Regions from separate parts of the Homo sapiens genome. Here region 1 is linked to region 2. Evidence: chromatin contacts called from ENCODE Hi-C or POLR2A ChIA-PET data. All regions are on one chromosome and are shown on one strand. Each heading gives the region's core, a stretch centred on a gene start or an enhancer-like site at or near the end of the contact. The rest is flanking DNA. Distances are from core to core; before and after follow the strand shown. Region 1 holds the start of SIRPG (signal regulatory protein gamma). Region 2 has its middle 120 kb from the start of SIRPG.

Evidence for each region. Hi-C counts contacts between places; a loop is a spot of excess contacts on that map. ChIA-PET counts read pairs that join two places held with the same protein, here RNA polymerase II (POLR2A). Pooled maps may share reads with other maps.
Region 1: a loop to region 2 is called in a map of naive thymus-derived CD4-positive, alpha-beta T cell, with 2.7 times the contacts of the local background. The contact joins the promoter of SIRPG here to the enhancer-like site in region 2. A Hi-C loop is called at or near these places in 1 of 168 maps with a recorded cell type or tissue (naive thymus-derived CD4-positive, alpha-beta T cell) and 7 of 50 pooled maps. POLR2A ChIA-PET finds 5 or more read pairs at or near these places in 4 of 52 experiments (PC-9, Panc1 and activated CD4-positive, alpha-beta T cell).

The regions. Positions count from the first base shown.
Region 1 is chr20:1,656,521-1,660,063 of GRCh38, reverse strand. It overlaps SIRPG (signal regulatory protein gamma), which reads left to right and starts at 2,285. Exons shown (of 6, transcript NM_018556.4): 1 at 2,285-2,422. The coding sequence starts at 2,350.
Region 2 is chr20:1,774,628-1,778,253 of GRCh38, reverse strand. It overlaps the pseudogene LOC100289473. Among named protein-coding and RNA genes, the nearest start is that of SIRPG, 120 kb to the right of the region's middle. Within about 2 kb of position 1,281, at least 4 of the 41 ENCODE cell types and tissues checked have a DNase peak (open chromatin) inside an H3K27ac peak, as active enhancers do; they include PC-9, where a contact is called at or near this core.

The DNA.
Region 1 (3,543 bases), core at 1,036-3,535, 120 kb after region 2:
TAAGTATACTAACTTTAAAGAACTTTACACATTTTGTTTTTTCATATTTGCTCAGGTGTGAAGTTCTTTTGATTGCTATTTGTTTTTGAGTTATTGTTTTTCTTGAATTTGTTAGCTGCAGTGCTGTTCCTCAAATCTTTGGTGATTCTTGCTTGCACTTCCGTCTTCCCAGGAATAATTCCCCATGTGATCATGGGTTGTCAGGGCCTCGTGGAGCATGGCACCTGCCCCAGCCTCACTATGAGGGCTGCTCCTAATTGAGGCTATAGCTTCTTCTCTGCTTTCTTCCTGAGGGATGTCTCTCCCTTCCTGCAAGAGGTATCATAGTACAACCATTAAAAGTGAAGGCTGTGGAGTGTGGCAGCCTATGTTCCAGTTCTAAAAGCCGGGTGATCTTGAGCAAATTCATTACTCTCCATGTGCCTCGGGTTTTCTCACCTGTGAAAGGAGGTTAATGGTTGAGCTTACCTCATGGGGTCAGAGCAATGATTTAATGACATTACCAATAGAAAAATGCTTGGCACCATATCTGGAGCACAGGAAACTCTCAATAAATGATAGCTGTTATAATTCCTTCATGTCATATAGAAGCCAATTGCTTGTATTCAAGTGTAATTAGACATTGATTCATATATTCTTTTCATTTTGTGTTTTCACTACTGTGGGTGTGGAGAAGGAGGGGAAGATTTCACCCTGTGTACATCTGCCACATTAAAACAGGACTTTCAATTAAAACATGATAACATTTACAATTTGATTTGACAATTATTCATGACAGATTAAGAACCTAAAACCCACATGTGAGATGAAGGATTCTGGACAGGTCTTTCTTAGTCATAGATGCTGGAAGAGAAATCATTTCTTTTAACAAGGTGGCTTTTCTAAGGCACAACGGTGGCAGAGAACCAGTGGACTCTTCCTGTACACAGAAAATAATTATAGCCATGTTTTTTTGCTTATAATTAATTATGAGTCAAGCATTCAGTATGGCTTATATTATTCCTACCATAGCTCTACAAGGTGCATATTCTAACATTTATTTACATACAATCAAACCAAGGCTCAGAGAAGTAGTGTCTTTTTGAAAATCACACAGCTGGAAATTGTAAGAGGAGGAATTAATCTATGGTTGAACAAGGAGCGGGATTTAGAGAATCCAGAGGGAGAAACTGATTTCAGGGTGGCAGCGAGAGTCCAAATACACTATATAAGCTGGGTCTCAGGAGGCCTGGGTTGCTGGGAGAAAGCCACTGGTGGGCAACTCAGCATGCAGGAGGGATCCATTCAAAAGCAACATTTGAGTTCCCGCACTTCACCTGGCACCGTGAGTATCAATAATGACCTACTGGGTTTCAGGCATGATATGCTCATTACCTCTTTAATCGTCACTAAAACACTGCACAAAAAGACTTACTATTCCCAGTTTAGGAGATTGAAACTGAGCATAGGAGGGCCCAGCGACTTCCCCAACTCCTTGGCACACACTCTTGGCAGGAGCATGGATTTTTCCTCTTTCCTCATTTCCCATCCGAACTCAGTGATGAATGAAATAGGTGCTCTGTGTGTAGAAGAAAGGGTATTGAAATTGATGCGACGGCCCCAGGAACCTGCCCACCATAATCTTCCCTCATGATAACCCTATCCCCTTTCCATAACCCACAATCCCCACCTCACTCCACAAAGCAGTTGCTTATTACCTCAAACCCAGTTTCTCTCCTGGAAGGAGTCAAGAAATAATTCCTTCTGCTGGGTGCAGGCACATGAAAGTGCTAAGGTCCACAAGAGACTGAATTTGGGCTAAGTGTTGCCAATTATAGCAATTTGGAATAGAAAATCATTTCAGGAGAAGATCTGGTTCCTCTCCAGTGTTGAGCAGGTCCTGTGAACTCTTCTCCTACGTCCAGCGGAGTGGCATTTGGTTGAGGCTGGTGCAGAACAAGACCACAAGCCAACCACATCCTAGGGTCTTGAAATAAAGACTTTAGAAAACAATACCTAACAACAGATCTTTCTTGACTTAAAAGCCTCAAATGGCAAATCACCAAGAAGACCTGAAAATGGGTTTGGGGACACGAGGAGGGAGCACAGGTCCCAGGCAGGCAGGAAGCATTATTTCTGCTAACCCTGTCTGATTATCCTGAAAATGGAGCACGATTAACTCCTTGCTTTGTAGCTGCCTACTGTGCCTGATTTGTAAGTCACAATCTAGAAGCAGGTTACTGTTGCATTCCATCATAGCCACTTCCTCTTGAATTGAGGGAGGCAGGGCTTGTCTTCTGTCTTCAGAGCAGGGCCTGACATCTCCCCAGAACAGACGTTTGAACAGAGCAGGCTTCTGAGGTCTCCAAAATGCCTGTCCCAGCCTCCTGGCCCCATCCTCCTGGTCCTTTCCTGCTTCTGACTCTACTGCTGGGACTTACAGGTGAGCATTGCATTGGGCTAGAACCCTTTCTCCCTGCTTCCTGGACCTAGCCTTGCCCCTGGACTTGCAGCAATTTCAGATAAGCACAAGCACTGCCAAGGAAGGTCAAGGACTGGACATTGTCCAAGAGCAGAAGATCAGGGAGCTGAGCACTTTCTCTGTGGATCTGCAGCTGGCTACCAGAGGCATCAAACCTTGTGAGGCTTCTGCCACCATCACAATTAGTTACATTTTTATAATATTTTATTTGACAAACACAGAAGAATCATTATTAAATCCTTACCTGTCTTGAGTCCTCCTACCCATTTTTGTGTGCCCTCCTCCTCTTTAAGAAGTTCCACATTTCATGCTTACAGCGTCCTATATTCCTTTCTTAGGGCTTCCACAACAAAGCACCACAGACTCAGTAACTAAAACAATAGACATTTACTTTCTTTCTTTCAGTTCTGGAGGCTGAATTGCAAAATCAAGATGCCAGCAGGGTTAGTTTCTACTGAGGTCTTTCTCCTTGGCTTGTAGAAGGCCATCTCCTCCATGTGTCTTGACACATGGTCTTCCTCTGTGTGTGTCTGTATTCTCATTTTCTCTTATGAGAACATCAGCCATATTGGATTAAGGCTCCCCGCCAGTGACCTCATTTAACTAAATTGCTTCACCCATTTATGCCTAGTGCTCCGTTATTGGATCACTAAGCTTGCGGGAGTTATTTATATCCTACTGCTCAAGGGCATCGCCAAGGTCTGATTTTTCAAATTAAAAAAAAATTGCAACCTCGGGCATAAATGGGTTAAAGACCTTGTCTCCAAATATGGTCAAATTCTAAGGCGCTGGGGATTGGGGCTTCAACCCATTCGTTTTGGGGGCACATTCAGCCCATAACAGGCACCACCATCTCCCTTGGTCATCTTGACTTTCCTCTGGAGAATTTATTTTCCCTTCCCCCAGGCAGACAGGATTGGGAGGTCTTTCCTGGTGCCACCTGAGAGAGCCCTGTTCACAGCTCCCAGACAGGCTGCCTGTCTTCACCCCTTTTTCAGACCATGCAGCTGACCCCCGGTCACAGGGCTGGGCACAATAGCCTCTCAGTTGCCCACTGGGCCCTGCTGTGATGTCATCTCACA
Region 2 (3,626 bases), core at 32-2,531:
AGAAATGGCAGAGGTTAAGGACTGCTGAGCACCAAAGTGCCTTCTAGAAAGGCTATTAATCAAGACTGGCACAGTTGAAAGTTTCTGGATGGCAACTTTAAACAGAGGCCAGAATTCTGAATTCAGCTGGAAAAGAGGGTCCATGCACGGCCTTACGTAGGGTCAGGGCAGGCCCTTACACGGGGTCAGGACAGACCCTTACATGGGGTCAGGACAGGCCCTTACACGGGGTCAAACAGATCCTCCTCCTCCTTTCCCTTTCCTTTTCCCCCTCACTTTCCTTCTCCTTCCATCCTTCTCTTTTTCCTTGTCCTCTTCACTTTCTCTCTTTTTTGAGTATTTTTATATTATCTTATTATTATTTTTTTAACTTTGGTTTTAGGTCTGGGCCCATGTGCAGGTTTTTACATAGGTAAACTGTGTTGGGGGCAGTTTGGTGTACAGCCTCTGTTATTTTTTGACTTTTTAATAATAGCCATTCTGGCTGGTGTGGGATGGTATCTCATTGTGGTTTTAATTTGCATTTCTTTAATGATTAGCGATGAACATTCTTTCACATGCTTGTTTACCGCGGGTGTGTCTTCTTTTGAAAAGTAGCTGTTCACATCCTTCGCCCACTTTTTAATGGTGTTATTTTTTTACTTGTTAGTTTATTTAAGTTCCTTATAGATTGTGGATCTTCGACCTTTGTCGGATGCGCGCTTTGCGAATATTTTCTCCCATTTTGTGGGTCGTCTGTTGGCCGTGCTGATCGTTTCTCTGGCCCGCCTTGCCGCCTGGAATCTCTGCCTCCGTCTCTCGCTCACTCTTTGCGGCCTCAAACCGTTTTCTCCACAAGAGGGAGCTGTCGGCCGGCAGTTCAGACCCAGAGAGCGCGGGCGGCGCTCCTTCCGCCCGGCTGGGATGAGCTCGGGAGAATGAACTACCGGCCCAGAGGCTGGGATGAGCTCGGGAGAATGAACTACCGGCCCAGAGGCTGGGATGAGCTCGGGAGAATGAACTACCGGCCCAGAGGCTGGGATGAGCTCGGGAGAATGAATTACTGGCCCAGAGTGGGCCGGCTGGGCGGTGGGGGCGCTCAGTGTCCGAGAGGGTGGGTGGAGGTCATTAGGATCGGCCGGGCCTTGTGAGCTAGGGGTAAGCCAGCCTATGGACCCACAGCCCTCCAGAACCACGTGAAGTCAAAAAGGACAGTCCCCTGGGGGCAGTGAGGGTGGATGCCTCGGAGTATTACAGCGCAGGCCGCTGCCAGGGTAAGGGTGCCGGACCGGCAACAACAGCCCATCTTCCCACCAGGGCCCTCCACCTCGCATTCTCTCTCTCCCTGACGGAATTGGCCTCTTATCTGGCTGCTGTAAGAATTCTTAAGAGGAATGATCCCACTCAGCTTTCAGTCTCCCCGTGCCTTTTTGTCTGTTGTCCAGCAGAGAGAAGAAAAACACTCACCCAGCAGGATATACAGGTCTGGCTGAAAAACTCAAAACTGGTCCTTTCTGATCAGAAGCAAGTTACGATACTTCTTTATTGACTCATGCTGGTTTTTTCTTCTTTTATTTTTCTCTTTTGCCTGCATGCGGTATATCTGGCCCACTGCTGCAACATTAACCCCCTGGGAGCATCCTTTTGATTATATGGCTCCGCTATGCAGCTTTGTGGGGCCCCGTGGTCTGCAGGGGGAAGGGCAGCCCCTTCCTTTTCTGGCATTTAGGCCCCTTTCTATTTGGTGTTAACAAAGCATTGCAGCTATCCTTCCCCAACCTGGCCCATAAATGCCTTCATCAGCACCCTCACCTGTTACGAACTCCCCACTCTGTCTCTGTTCCTACTGGGTGACACCCGTAGAGCATTTACTGCACACTAGGCATCCTCAAATACATTATCTGATCCTACAACAGAGCCCAGAGCTAGCACAGGGACCAAGGTCTCAGAGGTTCCAAACAGCATAGCTGGGGTTAGAATGCAGGCGTGTCTGTTCAAAAATTCAATGTGTTTTTCTGCATTTTTCTTTCCTATCCTGCCCGAGAATACAAAGCTTAGTGTTATCTCAAGTCTCTTCTCAAATCTCAATTTTAAATGCTCTATTTCTGATATTTATTTCTTCCTGAATTGTGTGGTCTTATCGGTCCATACCAGTTAGTTCTCACAATTAGTATTTAAACTACAAGGGCGTTCCCAAAGTCCCCCGACCTGGGGTTTTATTCCATTTACACCCATCTTCCGTGATTAGACTCTCACATCCTTGAAGCAGGGACTGGCTCTTATGTTTCGAGGTGGCCAAACGTCGGAGTCAAACAGATCAGTGTCCCCAGCCATGTGACCTAAGACAAAACAACTCCCTTTCTTTTTTTGAGATGGAGTTTTGCTCTTATGGCCCAGGCTGGAGTGCAATGGTGTGATTTCAGTTCACTGCAATCTCTGCCTCTCGGGTTCAAGTGATTCTCCTGCCTCAGCTTCCCAAGTAGCTGGGATTACAGGCACACACCACCATGGCCAGCTAATTTTGTATTTTTAGTAGAGATGGGGTTTCACCGTGTTGGTCAGGCTGGTCTCGAACTCCTGAACTCAGGTGATCCACCTACCTCGGCCTCCCAAAGTGCTGGGTTACAGGCGTGAGCCACCACACCTGGCCGCAACTCCCTTTCTGAGTCAAGTTTTCCATTGTTGTAATGACAATTGTTATACCCACCTCAAAGAGCCCTGCTTAAGATTCCTTTCCTTGACTCCTGCTTGGCATCTGGACAATGGGGCCCATAGCAAGTTCTCTGCAGTGACTGTTTGCAGTTTCCACAGTGCCTAGCCCAGAGCTGAGCTGCAAGTAGGACAATATTAAAGGTCATTGGTTAATATAGAGCCAACTGTGCAGAAGTAGAGGCAGCTATGATGTAACAGAAAAAGGCCTTGGCTTGGAGTCAGAATTCCTGGGTTACAATGTCAGTTCTGTTCACTGTGAGGCCCTTGGATGAGTCACTAACCCTCCCTGAGCCTTTTCTTTATCTGTTAATATTAAAAATATGATTAATAATAATTCCTTGGATGGTCATTGTGAGTATATGGTGCGGAGGGCTACCGTTTATATAGTGATTACTGTGTGCTACATATTCTACACTAGTTACATCACTTAATTTATTAATTAACTCTGAGAGAAATGCAAATCAAAACCACAATTAGATACCATCTCACACCAGTCAGAATGGCAAGTATTAAAAACTCAAGAAATGACAGATGCTGGCAAGGCTGTGGAGCAATAGGAACGCTTTTACACTGTTGGTGGCAATGTAAATTAGTTCAACCATTGTGGAAGACAGTGTGGTGATTCCTCAAGGATCTAGAACCAGAAATACCATTTGACCCAGCGATCCCATTACTGGGTACATACCCAAAGGAATATAAATCATTCTATTACAAAGATACATACATGCGTATGTTCATTGCAGCACTACTCACAATAGCAAAGCAGTAAAATAAATTCCTTGACATGGAATCAATCCAAATGTCCATTGGTGATAGACTGGATAAATAAAATGTGGTACATATACCCCACGGAATACTACGCAGCCATAAAAAGGAATGAGATTGTGTCCTTTGCAGGGATGTGGATAAAGCTGGAAGCCATCATCCTCAGCAAA